2 separate regions of the Mus musculus genome follow, and region 2 is linked to region 1. A link is a loop called in an ENCODE intact Hi-C map of the cell type or tissue named here. Cell type or tissue: gastrocnemius. All regions are shown on one strand.

The links. Hi-C counts contacts between places; a loop is a spot of excess contacts. Peaks named below come from ENCODE experiments on the same cell type or tissue, not always from the same donor. Only the 100,000 strongest peaks of a DNase experiment are listed, where the experiment ranks them.
Region 2: it touches region 1 in a loop (3-fold over the local background); 6 of 42 quality-filtered maps call a loop at or near these places.

Annotation. Positions count from the first base shown.
Region 1 is chr7:25,128,590-25,136,589 of GRCm38, reverse strand. It overlaps Pou2f2 (POU domain, class 2, transcription factor 2), which reads left to right and starts at 4,130. Exons shown (of 15, transcript NM_001163554.1): 1 at 4,130-4,165. The coding sequence starts at 4,138. In gastrocnemius, a CTCF peak has its summit at 3,314 (motif pointing left); DNase peaks (open chromatin) are centred at 1,750 and 3,270; H3K4me3 peaks cover 595 bases.
Region 2 is chr7:25,330,720-25,338,719 of GRCm38, reverse strand. It overlaps Megf8 (multiple EGF-like-domains 8), which reads right to left. Exons shown (of 41, transcript NM_001160400.1): 7 at 7,889-8,000; 8 at 7,584-7,706; 9 at 4,808-4,962; 10 at 4,472-4,591; 11 at 4,010-4,154; 12 at 3,765-3,928; 13 at 746-946; 14 at 161-361. Among named protein-coding and RNA genes, the nearest start is that of Megf8, 18 kb to the right of the region's middle. In gastrocnemius, a CTCF peak has its summit at 4,948 (motif pointing right); a DNase peak (open chromatin) is centred at 4,958.

The sequences.
Region 1 (8,000 bases):
TTCTTAGAACTGTAGGCTTTAGCAGAGGGGATCCCAGGGTCAAGAAGGCAGAGGGCATCACACCCTGTTGGCTGTCAGGTAACAGGAAAGATTTCAGAGTTTAACAAAGAGGCCCACAGTTGAGTGAATGCTGACTCCTAATCCCTAAAACCCAGGAGCTCTAGGAAGCCCACAGGAGAGAGCAAGCCCTAGAGAGGAGAGACTTGGGTTTGAATCCTCACTCCACTAGCCACATGCTGTGTGACTCAGAGCAGCTGATGTTACCTCTCTGTGCCCTAATTCCTCAGTACAATGAGATAGCAAACTCATATCCTCAGATGGTCATAAAGATTTAGGAATAACACGTTGGCTCAAATAGCCCAAAACAGGCAGGAATGCTCCTGCTGCCACCACCGCTGAATCTTAAGTCAGTAGATAGTCCTTAAAGAATTTGATTTTTCTGTTAGCTTGTTTTTGGAGATAGGGTCACATGTTGCCCAGGCGAATCTTGAACTTATTATGTAGACTCTGAGCCTCTGATCCTTCTGTCTTCACCCTCCAATGCCAGCGTTACAGGTATGTGCTACTGTGCCTAGTTTTGTGAACTGCTGATGTTTGTCCATGTTAGCAAGCGCTCTGTCTGAACAGCATGCCCAGCTCCATGACATGATTGATTTGGGGCTATCGGGGAAGCAGTCCTGAGTGAGCCTCACATCAAAGAGATGAAGAACTGTGTAAACAAGAGGTATGTCTAAGGGGCTGCAAGATGGCTCAGTGGGTAAGAGCAGTGGCTGCTCTTGCAGAGGACTTGGGTTCAGTTCCCAGCGCCCACATGGCAGCTCACAACTGGCTGTGACTCCAATTCGAGGGACTCCAGTGCCCTCTTCTGACCTCTGTGGGCTCCAGGAACACACTTGGTGCATAGACAGACATGGAGACAAAACACGCATACACATAAGAGAAAGTAAACATTTTTACAATTAAAAGAGCTAGGTTTGAGCCCAGATGCCAAGGGAGTGGGCAAGAGATGGCCACATGATACAGACAGCCCAGAGCTGAGGTTGAGTATGGCTGGAAAGAGCCTAGGGTCCTGAGAGCAGCTCCATATCCCTGTGTCTGTGAGTTTGTTTGCCACCTACCCCTAACAATATGCTTTCCTGTTTGTTTAGGCCCCTAAGTCCTTTAATGCCCCAGAGGCTGCCCCTTGACCCGGGCTCTCCTGAAGTCTCTCATGTTTACATCCGGAATGGAGTCTGGATTGAAGATTGCTACTCTTGACTCTTAGGCCCAAGTTCATCTCTCTCAACTCCCAATTCCTTGGCCTGACTCCATTTCATTATCTCCCACCAGGCTAGGGGTCTGAGGGGCCTCTCTGAACACCTGCTAGCCTCAGTCCTACTGATAAGAGCATCGCCTGTGGGGACAGATCTTTTGGGTCCCTGCGCAGACCAAGGATAAGGCCATGGCTAGGTGATGAGATTGTTAATGATAGAAGGAGCTGAGAGAGAGAGAGAGAGAGAGAGAGAGAGAGAGAGAGAGAGGAACCGAGCCATGGAGAGGATCCCCAGGGGTGGCCAGGAGGAAGAGGCCATGGCAGGGGGCCCTGAGGGGTGAAGAATCTCACTCTTCTGTCCCCGGTGGGCTGGCTGCTCCCCCCTACGGCTCCCCAGCGGGCCCCCGGGGGACCTCGCTCTAATAATGTATTTGATCGACTCGCCGGCCGCGTACAAGCGATTATTGTCTTGTCGGGAGTCAAACGTATCGATCCGGCGAGAAATATGAGCGGAGCAATGGGGCCCGCGTGTCAGTTACCGGCCCCGCTGGCCCTGGGGAGCCCCCTGCGTCTCCTTTAATTACCGCTCAGCCTTGAGCCCAGCCTGGCCTCCTCTATGCTGCCTCCCCGCAGGTTCCCTGCACCTCAGTGTGGCCCCCACTGCTCCCCAATGCCTATTCCCTACCTACCCTACTCATTATGAGGGTCCAGACCCCTTCCTTGGCAGGGAAGCCGCTCTCCACACCCTACCTATCCCATTCCAATCTGCCAGTTCCCCTCACCATCTAAGCCATGTGCCCCACACTCTGCCCCTTTGTCTTTCTCCCCTCCTTCAGCATCTCCTGCATAGGCCCAGAGACTCAGACACAGCTTTCAGCACGGAAGGCCATAGGAATAGAATTTATCCTTAGGGAACCATCGAGGCCTTCCCACTCTGGCCTCACTTGAAGATCCAGGAGGGCCTCACTGGAAATGGGTGTCCCTTCTTTTCCTAGATCACCATCTGGGACCCAGCCTGGTGAATGTGTCTCTGGCCTGCACGATGTTGAATTGGTAAAGGGTAGACTATGGGGGAGGGGCCTTGTCTGGGTTGTATCCCTCCATATCGTGCTAAGTACCACCACTCCCTCAAAAGATAAATCCTAAATGAAAATGGAGCTTACTGGGTAAATCAGGCTTCAAGACAAAAACCTGCTACCTTACTGCCCCCAACTTCTGCTGGGAAGACCCTCGTGTATAGAAAATCTGCCGCCAGCCGCTGTGCGGTCGGCAAATGCCCTCTGAAATGGTCTTTCCGATAATGGGATATTATAGAGTGTAGATGCCCAGGAACTGTCCCCTCTGTGTGCAGCTTAAGAGCTGAGTTCGTTCCTGTCAGGACCATCTGCCAGGTCTTGGGGTGTCCACCTGCACAGGGCTGGGGGCAGAGGGCACCCATGTAGTTCTTTGTGTCCTTCATGGCTGTGCACATGGGAGTGTGGGCACATGTAACCTGGCCTGCGTTGGCCATATGTGTAGATGTGCCCTCTGCCCTGTGGGTCTGGGTGAAGTAGTAGAGCATATGTAGCTGATGAAGCTTGGTCTGCGGGGAGGGGTGATATTGGGGCCATGGTAGAGATGTGCACTAGTGAATCTCTGTGTGTGCATTCGTGTGAAATGCTGGAGGGTTGGTCTGAGAAGAAATACTTCAGTGTATGCATGTATGTAGAAGGATGAATCCAGCCGTCTATGTGTGCACGCGTGTGGTTTGGGGGACCCTCCACTTGGGGTGTAAAGTGTCCTGGATGGCCCTAGTGGATAGGAGAACTGTTTAAGAGATGCCAAGGCAGCTCAGCAACTCGGACTCCAGGAAGCTGAGAGGGAGAAGAGGGCAGTTGGCTCGCGCCTGCCTTTGTCTGCGCTACTGTGCGCCCGAGTCCTGCGCCTTTGTGTGACCCTCGCAGGTGTGCGCGCGGGGCGGGGGAGGATGCGGGCCGGGATGGAGCGGAGGGCGGGGCTCCCTCCTCTGAAGCCGGCCCCGCCCTCCTGCCCATTGACTGGACGCTGCCGCCCTCTGGCGGGCTTCAGGAAAACCGCAGGACTGAGAGCGGAGCGGCTCGCTGAAAGCGCTCCACAGGAACCCTGAGGACTCAAGCTCAGCTCCACTGCCCCGGGTGCACGCGTTTGCCCTCTGACAGGCTTCTAGCTGTCTCTGACTTAGGCCTCCACCCCTCGCCCTAACTGCCACTGTGCCACTGCTCATGGGCACTATTGGCCCGGGATGCCTTACCTGTGGCACAGGTTGCAAGCCTTGGTCTGTCCACAGCATCCTGAGCATCCCCTTTTTTTTTTTTTTTTTACTTTGATGCATCTTGGCCCTGGATCCTTGAGAAAGCCACTGCTCCCTTCTCTGATCTTCAGTCTTGTCGTTTGTAAGACGAATCACAAAATACTGTCAAACTATGACACCTGTTACGTGGGAGGTGCAGGGTTAGGCACTGAGAGATCCCTCCTCGAACAAACCTCAAATTGTGTTTGCCATTGTTATTGTATAGCCTCACCTTCTCTCACAGCCCCACACGCCCTGTTCCAGATGTGTTCGCCCCCACCCCTCCGTGCTGCGGGGGCAGAAGGACTGTATAGATACCTCCTAGTGTGGCCCCAGCAAGAGTCAGTTCTTCCAGCGTCCTCGCTTTCCACCCGACTAAGCCCCTACTCAAATACACTCATGATCTGGGGTCGCCTGGGCCGCTGGGGTCGGCCTGTGGGCCAGGGTATTTTCCCTTCCGAAGGGGGCGGACCGGCCCTGTGGTTTCCTCCCGGGGTGACTTCCGGCAGGGAGGGCTGGCCCCCAGAGAGGGCGGGGAGATGACACAGTTGTTCCCCAGCCCTGGCTGGCGGGCAGCATGGTTCATTCCAGCATGGGGGCTCCAGGTAAGAGGCTGATGCCTTCTCATGGGTGGCGAGGACAAATAGCATATTAGGGCCGTTCTGCTGACCACCTCTGCCAACGGTTCCTGCACCTCCTCTTCGGCTGTCCCCCTTGTTTGGGAGGCCCCGTGCTTTAGTAACATCTTTTCCTTCCTTCACCTAGTCCCCCTCCTCAGCTCCTCTTTGATACTGTTTTGCATTAGGCATGGGGTGTGTGTGTGGGGGGGTATACTTCCAGTCTGTCTCCCCACTGAGGGAACAGGAAAAAGGAAGGGTCATGTGGTTTTTTGTTTGTTTGTTTGTTTGTTTTGTTTTGTTTTTTGCTGGACTTCATATGGGGAACTGGTGGGCTGGGCAGCGTGGGCGATTCTTTAGACACAGGGCTGCAACAGGTTTGGAAGACCAAGCAGTTGCGTTTGTGTGGTGCAGGTGTGCATATGTGTGAGTGTGGGTGTGGTGTCCTGCGTCCTGTGCTTATTGCTATTTCTCCTGGGTGTGCAGGGGGGAGGGCTGCTGTGCGTGGCATTCCTGTGTGCCCGTAGCAGTGATTTCTTCTTGATCCACTTCATTTATTCTGCAAAATGGCACTAATCTTATATATCCCTCAGTCTCCTTATCCTGCTCTGACTTTCTCCGTGGCGCATGCATTCTATGTCTTTGAGTTACTACATGCTTGCCTGGGTGAGCTGGATACGGTGCAGGCACCGTATCAGGTGATTTGCGCTTGGGGACTCATTTCGTAGAAGGTATGCATCTCTGCGCAGACTTAGCATACCTCAGCAGAGTACTGGGAAGTGTAAGGTGATAATACCAGTGCTGAGATATTCCAAGGATCAGTACTTCATGACTGCTTTTCTGGAGCTTTGGTCGAGTGTGCGTCGAGCTCCTGGGTGACCGTAGGTGTGAGTGTTGGCTTGGCGTGCATCCGTCCAACATGCATCAGTATGTGGGGGGCATCGCCAAGTCCCTTCAACAACCGCTGGTTACCGGGCCGTTCTATGTTGGATATTGGTGTTGAAGATATATCAGGGCTAGGCAGCTTCAGGTCTGCTTTTCTGGAGTCACGAGTTCAGTGGAAAGGACAATCCTGTGGTGATCAGACCTGGGATTGGAGGGTGGAGGGTGGAGCAGAGATGATAGAGTCCAGAAGTTATCTAGTTCTGTTGTCATGGTAGTAGGGAGGGCTTCCTGGAGGAGTTCTCTGAGCTAGGATATAAAAATGATGGTGGTAGACAGTAGAAAGATGAGGATTGACAGGTATTTATTTACTGAGGTGGCCGTGTGGGTGTACACATATCTACTTGTTCAGTGTACATATGAAGTCCAGACTGCCATCTGCACACATATAGCGGCTTCACTATGGACTCATTTCAAGTGAGAACTTGTAGCCACTGGACAAAGCATTAGACTTTTTACTGGGGATTTCTGTAGGGTGAAAAAAAAAAGAAAAAGTCCTACCCAGGAGAACTGTTATGGGTTTTCACCGTGTAGCATTGGCAAGAATCAATCCATCGTAAGGATGTGATTAATACATCGTGTGGCCTCGGGCAGATCACTCACCGTCTGATCTCAGGCTCTCCACCCTGGAGAGTCTCAGAGGTCTTCGTGGTTACCTCTCAGAATGAACTGACTCTGGACACGGGTGTATGCATATCAGATTGCCTGTGCCTTTGAATATGCGAATGTGTGTGTGTCACTCTGGATATGAGTAAGTGCATGTGTGTATGCATGTATCTGGATGGGGTTGGTTTTTTTATACACCACCCTATGGCATCATCTGAGTGTGTGTCTCCCTATAGGTTGTGTGTGTGTGTGTGTGTGTGTGTGTGTGTGCGCGCGCACATGCAAATGTGAGTGTGGACAAGTCTGTGTGGAGGTCAGAGGTCAACCTCAGGATGTCAGTCCTTGCCTTCTGTCTTGACACACGCTGGTTGGTTGGCCAACTCCCCCTCTTGTCTTGCCATCTTATCTGTTACAGACTCACATCCCTGCATTTTTGAAAATGGATATCTAGGGACTTGAACTCAGACCCTCGTGGTGTTTGGCCATTTCCCCAACCCCTCCATCTATGGGCTTAAGGAATAGCTGCTTAGGGGATAGGATAGACAGCAGAATTGTCAGGTGGAAAACCAGGGTGTTGTAGACCAAGCCTTGAACCTGTGCCACATGCAGGACTTCCAGTGCAGTGTTGGTGGGGGCTTGCCTTGGATGGCATCTACCCTAGACATTCATTTGCTCCAAACAGAGGCTGTGAAGGGCGATGCCCTGGGCATGCACTTAGTCCTCCCTGGGATCTATGCACACCTATGCACAGAGTTTGGCATTGCTGGCTGTAGCTGTGTATACCACTGCTCTTGCTGTGTCCATCACCTGGATCTCCATCCCTCCTCCATCCCTCCGTCCTGATAGCACAGCACTGTTTGGTCCCTTGAGGTTACCTGGGACAGCTGTAGGGTTGGGAGGTGTGAGGTGGCCCTCCTCAGGAGACAAGGGGCAGGGCCAACTGAGTCCACAGAGGTTCCCGGTAGCGCCCAACCCTGCCCATGGGGGCTCCCAGGCCATAAACTCGATGCCGGCTGTGGAGGCAGAGGACCCAGGGGACAGCCCGAGTGGGGCCGGGAGGGTGAGGGGCAGTCCTCCGGTTCTCTATATTTAGCCCCGATTTCGGTAAGTACTAACGAGAAGCTAGACTAAGCCTGCTAAAAACTGGCTGGGGGAAATGCAGAGGAGAAGTGAAAGTAGGGGAGGGAGGGCCAGGGAGTGCAGAGGGACCCAGGGTCCCCGGCCTGGCCCATTTGGGGCAACTGAGGGTGAACTCAGAATTTGGGCAGCCTGGGGTGGATCTGGCTTGAGGTGGTGGAATTTAAGGGACAAGGCCAGAGAACTTGGTACTTTTCCTTGCAAGACGTCACACTTGACCTGGGGTGACAGGGAAGGGCCACCATAAGTAGCCACCCAGCCTTTCCATGTGATTGAGGCTTCGGGAGGCACCAGGGTTTTAGAGCTCCTTGAAATCAATAACCTGGAGGGACTTTTAAAAATCTGAGTGTTCAGGGAAGGGAGTGTGGTTCTGTGGTAGAGCACTTGCTGAGCCTGCACAAAGCCCTGGGTTCTAGCTATAAAACACACACACACACACACACACACACACACACACACACACACACGCACGCACGCACGCACGCACACGCACATGTCCATGCACTAGTACATGTTTTAATAAATCTGGAAGCCCGGGTCACACACTGACAGCAGTGTCTGGGTGGTGGTGGCAACGGCATTTCTGCACAGCTGATGGCTGTGACTCGGGCTGTTTCAGCCCTGGACTGAAGCAGAGACAGAGCCTTCAATGGCTGATGCCCTGAGCCCTGACATCATTTGGCTTACAGTACAGATGGAGCTCTGACCATGTGATACTTCCTTCTTGTTTACTAGTGCTCAGCAGGTTAATACAAGGGGAATGTCACTTTTGAGGCCAGCTTGGTCTACGGAGTGAGTTCCAGGACAGCCAAGGCTACATAGAAAAACCCTGCCTCAACACTCCCTCCCCACCCTCTCTCTCAAAAAACAAAACAAGAAAACCTACAATAACACACAGCTCAAAACAAAACAAAACAAAACAAAACAGGCAGGACTATCGGCCCAGGCCACACTACACCTACCCAGGAGGCAGGGGCCAAGAGATTGCAGGTTCAAGGCTAACCTGGACAAGTTATCAAGACCCTGTCTGAACGTAAAAAGTGAAAACCAGGGCTGGCAATGGAGCTTGACTGTCGGGGTTCTTGCCCAGCATGGGGTTTGAACCCCAACACCACATAAAACACGGCATCGGTGGCCG
Region 2 (8,000 bases), 200 kb before region 1:
AGGGCCTGGTGTCAAATGTTAAGAGTTTGGTGGGTTAAAAGTGAGGTCCAAGGCTGAAGTCAGAATCAAGTGACTTAAAATTTTGTTGTGCTTGGAACTTGGGAAGCTGAGAGGATCTGAGGCCAAAGCCTAGGAACAGAGTTGGAGGCTAGACACTCACACTGCCACCCGGCACTCCAGTCCGATCCCACAGGAGGGTGAGCTCACTATGCCCAGGGCCTGCCGAGCCGTTGAGCTGGCCTCGGATCTCCACCGCGTACTTGTTGCCTCTCCCCGGCAATGGGAAGAGGCGATCAGAGCCAGGGCGCTGCAGACGCCGTGTCTCCTTCTCCTGCTGAGCCACCCAGCGTCCCACCTCCTCCTGCAGTGCAGTGAGCAACATAGAAGACCTCGGAACTCTCTACTTTCCTTCTTTGGTCTCCCAATCCCTCCAAGAACCCCAGTTCCTCCCAGGAGGAAGAGGGCCTCAAGGGTTCCTAGACTTTGGGAAGCTGCCTCCCCTCCCCATGACCCCTCTCCTCAGGGAAATCGCACTTGTCACTCAAACCTTTTTCACCCTACCCACAATTCCTCCCACGTCTGCTCATAGCTGAAACCCCACAGCCCCTTCTTCCTTTAAGGATAGGCCCCATGTCTGAATGCTCCCCACTGTCCCCCAGAACCCTGAAGTCACCACAGATGCCCTGAATTACACTCACTCCCATATTTACCAAAAATCACCCCAGAATGTTCTAGAATCCCTCACCATGTTCTCAGTGTCAGGGCCTCTGGCCATCCGGGCCAGGACATGGAGACGCTGGGCCCGAGCCCACACAGCCACATCTTCAGCCCCAGGGCCGCCTGGTCCTCCTGGCAGCAGGGGGTGGATGAAGCCTCGGTAGACTAGGGACACATCTGTCTCCGGGCTGGGTGTCAAGGTGATAGTTGTACTTCGGACAATGGAGACCTGTACCACCCAGAGGTGGGATGTATGTTAAGTCCCTCTCTGCTTGTGGATGGACTGTCCCTAAGTACACACCCCTCAGGTCACGTCAGAACCACAAGAGACAAGACGGCCAAACCACCTTCACCGACTGAGACGTTGAGATGGGACTGAATTAAGTCAACTTGCCCATCTTCCCTCTAGGGACCAAATTCAGAGAATATAAACAGGTTCTACCTTGGGCCCAACCCAACCTCATCTTCAGGTAAAACTCAAAGGACCGAGGGGCCAGCAAGATGCCTCAGGGGCAAAGGAGCTTGCCACGTGGGCCTGGAGACCTGAGTGCAGACCCAGAGCCTCCACAACCAGAAGAAGTCAGTCAGTTCCACAGTGCTGTCCTCTGACCTACACGTACACACACAGTAATAATACATGTAAATGCTTCAAAACTAGCCAGGTATGGTAGCACACTCCCTTAACACTGGCATGTGAGAAGGAGGCAGTTAGCTGTGAGTTCGAGGCCAGCCTGGTCTATCTATAAGAGGAGTTCCAGGACAGGTAGGACTACAAAAAAAAAAAAAAAAAGCAACCAACAACGTCTTAATGTCTTTCAAGCTTGAAGACTGGAGCCTTTGGCATCTTTGTCCGCAGCTCCCTTCTTTCCCAGCATGCCCTTCCAAAGCTAGGACCATGATTCCCAATGACCACACAGCACAAGACTGACTTGCTTGCCAGAGTGTGACTCTGGAGTAACAAACAGACCAGCCTGAGGATTCCTCACTGGACACTATTTGTGTAACTTACGGGACCGAGATTTGCTGACCCTTGGGAGACCCTGTTTCAAAATAAGAACCTAACACTTGGGAAGTTTATGCAAGGGTTGAGGCCAGCCTGGGCTACACTGCCAAACCTTATCTCCAAAAATAAGTATCTAAATAAATGCGCAGCAGTATAACATTTAAGCGTAAATGAAGTGTTATATAACTGTTCAAAATAAGAAGGGCAGGATGGTACAGGCGCAGAGGCTTGTAACTCAGGAGATAGAAAAAGACACGTCAGCCGGGCGTGGTGGCACACGCCTTTAATCCCAGCACTTGGGAGGCAGAGGCAGGTGGATTTCTGAGTTCGAGGCCAGCCTGGTCTACAGAGTGAGTTCCAGGACAGCCAGGGCTACACAGAGAAACCCTGTCTCGAAAAAGAAAGAAAGAAAGAAAGAAAGAAAGAAAGAAAGAAAGAAAGAAAGAAAGAAAGAAAGAAAGAAAGAAAGGAAGGAAGGAAGGAAGGAAGGAAGGAAGGAAAAGGAAAGGAAAGGAAAGGAAAGGAAAGGAAAGGAAAGGAAAGGAAAGGAAAGGAAAGGAAAGGAAAGGAAAGAAAAGAAAAGAAAAGAAAAGAAAAGAAAAGAAAAGAAAAGAAAAGAGGCACATCAGGAATTTAGGGCCAGTCTCGGCTGCATAGCAAGTTCGAGGCCTGCCTCGACTCTGAGAAAATTTGTTTCAGAGAGACAAGAGGGGCACAGTATCAGTTACCCAGGAGGCAGACAAGAGAGGATCACTTGAGCCTAGGCTATCAGCACCAGTCTCAAAAACAATACCAGCAAAAGCGCTTCCTACATTCTGTCACCCAGAAGCATGCTTGGATATATGGAGAAAGAGTAGACTAGGCATGGTACACATGCCGTCAATACCAGTACTGAAGGGGCCAGGGGGAGGAGGAGGCAGGAGGGTTGCCAAGTTTACTGTGCCCATGAACTTGACTGTCCACCTGACAAGATACGTATGAGCAGGTATGTGAGGGAATCACTCGACTGAGTGAGCCGAGGTGGAAATGTGAGTGGTACCAGCATAAAGCCAGGAAAGCAAGCTGAGCACCAGGATTCACCTCTCTGCTTCCTGGCTGCCTTACACTCCAGCCGCCATGCCTTCTCCACCGTGGTGCAATGAAGCTCTTTGGACTTTTTGTTTTGTTTCTGAGACGGAGTCTCACTCTGGTACAGGGTAACTTGGATTTCAAGAGTCTCCTCTCCTGCCCTAGCGTCCCGAGCGCTGGGATCACAGAGGTGTTCTACCACATCCAGCTTGAAGTCTATTTCCAAATGCACAGCACGAAGAAGCCCTGAAGACACTGTACTAAGTCAAAGAAGCTGGACATCGTAGGCAGATGTCCTGACGCCATCAAATGCCCACAGCTGCAAAATCCGTGGCCAAGTTCAGGGAAGAGGAAGATGGGGGCAATTGGTAAATAAATCTAGACTTGATTTAGAAATGGCAAAAATATTGTCCTACTTTGTTTTGTTTTGAGAAAAGGTTTGTCTATATAGCTCTGGGTGTCTTGGAACCCACTGTGTAGACCAGGCTGGCCTCAAACTCACAGAGATCCACCTGCCTCTGACTGCCAAGGGTTGTGATTAAAGGTGTGTGCCACTATGCCCAGCTTGTTCTACAACCTTTTGATTTTATGTGTTATTTCACCAAGATTTTAAAAAAATTCTTTTGTAGGGCCTCATGGCATGGGATTACCATTTTGCCTACACGGGGAGGCCAGGGAGAAAGATAACTGTGAGGTCTGTTTCGAATAGACTGGGTTCTAGACAAGCATGGGCAACCTTAGGAGACCTCTGTCTCAAAGTAAGTAAAAGAACCCTGTTAGAAAACTCAGCAGTTGAGCGTGCCTGAAGACTCCCAGTGAGGGCTAGGGTGCGGCTCGGCTTCGGGGCAGGGAGAACAAACATGCACAAAAGCCCCGGGTTCCATCCCAGTACTGTCCCCAAGAAAGACTCATTTGAAAAGAAGCAACCCTAGGTCTCTAAGTGTCCACTCCATCCCCAGGTCCATCTGGCCCCCACCTTGTCAGGCTGAGAGGCGTTGGGTGGCTGCTGGAAGGTGAGCAGGTGCAGGCCAGGGAGGAAGCTCTGGGTGACACAAGCCTCCAGGGAAGTGACGAAGACGGGTGCTGGCCCCCACCAGCCCACGGTGCCTGAGATCTGCTCCCCTCGGCAGCGGGCCTGCTCTGAGAGGACAGGGGTATGGGAGACTGGAGGGTCAGTATGAGGTATTCTGAGCCCCTCCCCCATGGCTGCTCGACACTCACCAGGCCGAGGAAGGCAGCTCTCATTGTGCACACACCAACCTAGGGCGCCAGGTCCCCGGGGAGGAGCTGTGGGGCTGCTGAAGGCCAGGCATGCTTGGCAGTCACTTAGCAGGCGGCCTAGGCCCAGGCAGCTGGCCGCTGGACACTGTAAGGAAGAGACAATATACACTGTCCTCTGAGCCTCAGGAGATCCAACAAGAGCTGTGGCTACACGGTCTGGGGAGAGGCAGCCTAGTGGCCATCAGGAAACAGCAGGGTTGGTCTACAGGAACTCAAGAACAAGGGTTCGGGGATGCAGGGACAGGGTCCTAAACTCGGGTGCTAGGAGAGGTACAGGCTCTGGGTTGGGGACAGTCAGGAGGCAGGAATGAGGATCTTGGGTAGCTGACCACTTAGGCAGGGGGAGTTAAAGGCAGGTCTCTGTGCTAGTGGATGGATGAATGGCCTGGGGTAGCCACTCACAGCTCCTGAGGGAGTCCCAGGAGGGGGCGCAGCTTGGCAAGCGCCCTGACACCAGCTGCATTCCGGGTCTCGGGAGCAGACACTGTGGTCTGTGTACATGGAACAATAGTCCAGGTGGTACTGCAGAGACACGGAACACAGGAGAGGACACTGCTCTCAAGACCTGGAGTATCTGCCAAGGCTGGCTCCCCATGACTGCTCCAGTTAACCCCACCCCACTCCTCCCTCAGGCCTGGAGAACCTCGTACTCTGCCCACTTCTCTCCAAGCACCCCTCATTTGCAGAGACTGCTGCCTCCACCCACAGTCACTCCCTCCCCATCACCCCAATGCTCACATCTAGGGCAGGTGCCTGAAACACGAAGGGGGGCACCTTGTAGGCCATCAAGTCCCCACGAGGCCGGCCACTATATCCCCCAGCCACCAGCAGGACACTGCCACCAAGAACAGCTGCCACATGTGAGTAACGGCCACTAGGAGGCGCCGCTCGACCTAGAAGACAGTCACAGCATCAGACATTCCCCAGCTCCTGCCCTCCTGGCTCCTGCCCTTGCCCCAGTCTAGCCGGCTTATTGCTGCTTTAGCTCCTACCTAGCCAAGGAAATCCTACTGGCCTGCCTGGCTCTGCGCTTGCGTTATTTTCTCAATTCTCTCAGAGGCCCAGTGCCCCTGCTCAAAATGATCTTTGTGACAGACACAGATTCAAATCATATATCAGTTATGAGCTGCTGTATGGTTTTGGGCAGGAGACTCAACTTTGCCAAGTCTTGGTTTCTTTGCTTTAAACTGAACCATCCCAGAGAGAGGTGGGAGGGGAGGGAGGAAGGGGGCTAAGGAGAGGGGAAAGGAGCGAGAGAGAGGACCTCAATCTATAACCACAGGCTGGTCTCAAATTCAGGCCCTCTGAGAATGTGAAGTGAGTAGATACGATTCAACAGTAGTTGGTGACATCTATAAAAGGTAAGCAATAGGCCAGCGAGCTGGTCCGTCATACAAAAGCACCTGCCACCAAGTCTGACAGCCCAAGGTCAATCCCTGGAATCCACATGGTAGAAGGAGAGAACTGACTCCTGCAGGTTGTTGGGCTCTCCACACTCTCTGGCTTGTACCCATGTGCACAGACACACACTCTCTGGCTTGGGTCCATGTGCACAGACACACACTCTCTGGCTTGGGTCCATGTGCACAGGCACACACACACTCTGGCTTGGGCCCATGTGCACAGGCACACACTCTCTGGCTTGGGTCCATGTGCACAGGCACACACACTCTGGCTTGGGCCCATGTGCACAGACACACACTCTCTGGCTTGGGTCCATGTGCACAGGCACACACACTCTGGCTTGGGCCCCTGTGCACAGGCACACACACACTCTGGCTTGGGCCCATGTGCACAGGCACACACACACTCTGGCTTGTACCCATGTGCACAGGCACACACACACACTCTGGCTTGGGCCCATGTGCACAGGCACACACACACTCTGGCTTGTACCCATGTGCACAGACACACATACTCTGGCTTGTACCCATGTGCACAGGCACACATACTCTGGCTTGTACCCATGTGCACAGACAGCACACACACTGGCTTTGGCCCATGAGCACAGGCACACACACACTCTGGCTTGTACCCATGTGCACAGACACACATACTCTGGCTTGTACCCATGTGCACAGACACACATACTCTGGCTTGTACCCATGTGCACAGACACACATACTCTGGCTTGTACCCATGTGCACAGACACACACACTCTGGCTTGGGCCCATGTGCACAGGCACACACACTCTGGCTTGGGCCTACATGCACAGGCACACACAAAATAAGACAAACAGAAAGTGACAAACAAGTAGGAGGGGCCCAGATGGGAACTGGGGAAAGAAGTAGCCAAGGCTGTCCATACCAAGTACTTAGATCCAACCCAGCCTGGTACTTTCACTAAAAGCAAACCAAGAAACCCCCCTTTCTGGTTATAAAAAGTGAATCATGGCTTCTCTGACTTCCTACTGACCCCTATACTTTGTAAGCACATGGGTCTTAGCCCAAGAAATTGGAAATTTGTACATGTGTATGTACGCATGTATTTTTGCAATGCTAAAGATCTAGTCCAAGGCCTTACACATGCCAGGCAAGTGCCACCAGTGAGCCACGCCCCCAGCCCCTCTCTGGTAGATTATAAGCAAGGGCTTGACCACTAAGCCATGCTCCTGCCCTTTTGTTGGGCTTTGAGACAGAGTCATTGCATATAGTCCTGTCTAGATGCAGACTCTATATCCTGCTTCTGCTTATAGTCTTGGGAACATAGTGTGTATACCATGCCTGTCAAAAAAATTGCAGTCTTTTCTCATTTACTTTACTATTGTATGTGTGTGGTGTATGGTATATGCTGTATACAGCCACGTGTACGCATGCAGAGGCCAAAGGAGGAGACTCTCCATTTCAGATGGTTGTGAGCCACCAGGTGGTTGCTGGGAATTGAACTCAGGACCTCTGGAAGAGCAGCCCGTGCTCTTAACCACAGAGCCATCTCTCCAGCCCTTGGTTCTACCTCTTGTCACTATGCCATGAAGTCACTGCTTCTTAGGGCAGCTGCAAACTGGCAAGCTTCCAACAGAACCAAGGTTCTGGGGCTGCAAAGGTGGCTCTGTTGATAAAGTGCTTACCTCACAGCATTAGGGCTGGAGTTCCATACCTAGCACTGTCAGAGGAATGCCAGGCAATCCCAGCACTGGAGACGTGGGGCCAGGGGAAGCGTTGGGTTCACTGGCCAGCCAGACTAGCCTAGCTGGTGAGAGGCCCTGACTCAGAGAGGGTGGACAGTATTCCTGAGGCTAATACCTGAGGTTGTCCTCTGGCTCCCACATGTGCACGCTGCACACATGCACACACGCACACACACATTCACACACATGTGCATTTAAAAATAAAAAGTAAAACCCATGTTCAGTGCCCTACATCTGCTTGCTGGTCCCCCACCTTGTCCTCACCGAGGCTTGTCTCCAGAGGTCATTCCAACAGGATGCCTGGCCCACCAAGGTAATGACTGAGGCATCTCCTGCTAAAACTCAGAGATCTTCAAAAGCCCTCAGGAAAACAGAGGAGACTCACCCTCAGGGGTTCCTGGCGGGGCAAGCTCAGCCCCTGACACCCACTGGTGGCAGCCAAGGTGGTAGAAGAAGATGCCATCTTCGTAACACTTTTCCTCCTGGTAATGCGTATGCACATTGCCCCCTGGGAAAAGAGGAAAGGGCACCGCTGGCAAGCCTCAGGAGAGGGAGGAGACCCAGGCTGAGTCTCATCTCTGGGTGGGCTCAGGCAAGCCTTGGGGGAGGTAGGGTTGTCCAGGCTCAGTTTCAGCTCAGGGTGGGCTCAGGCCCCTGGAATTCAGACAGGATCTAGGGAAATCACCTCACCATAGACCACCATGTAGTTTCCTAGAACACTGGCAGTGTGGAAGGCTCTCTCCCGTGGACCCTGGAGCCCATCCCGGCCCTTCAGCGTGGTCCACACACGCCGTTCCACGTG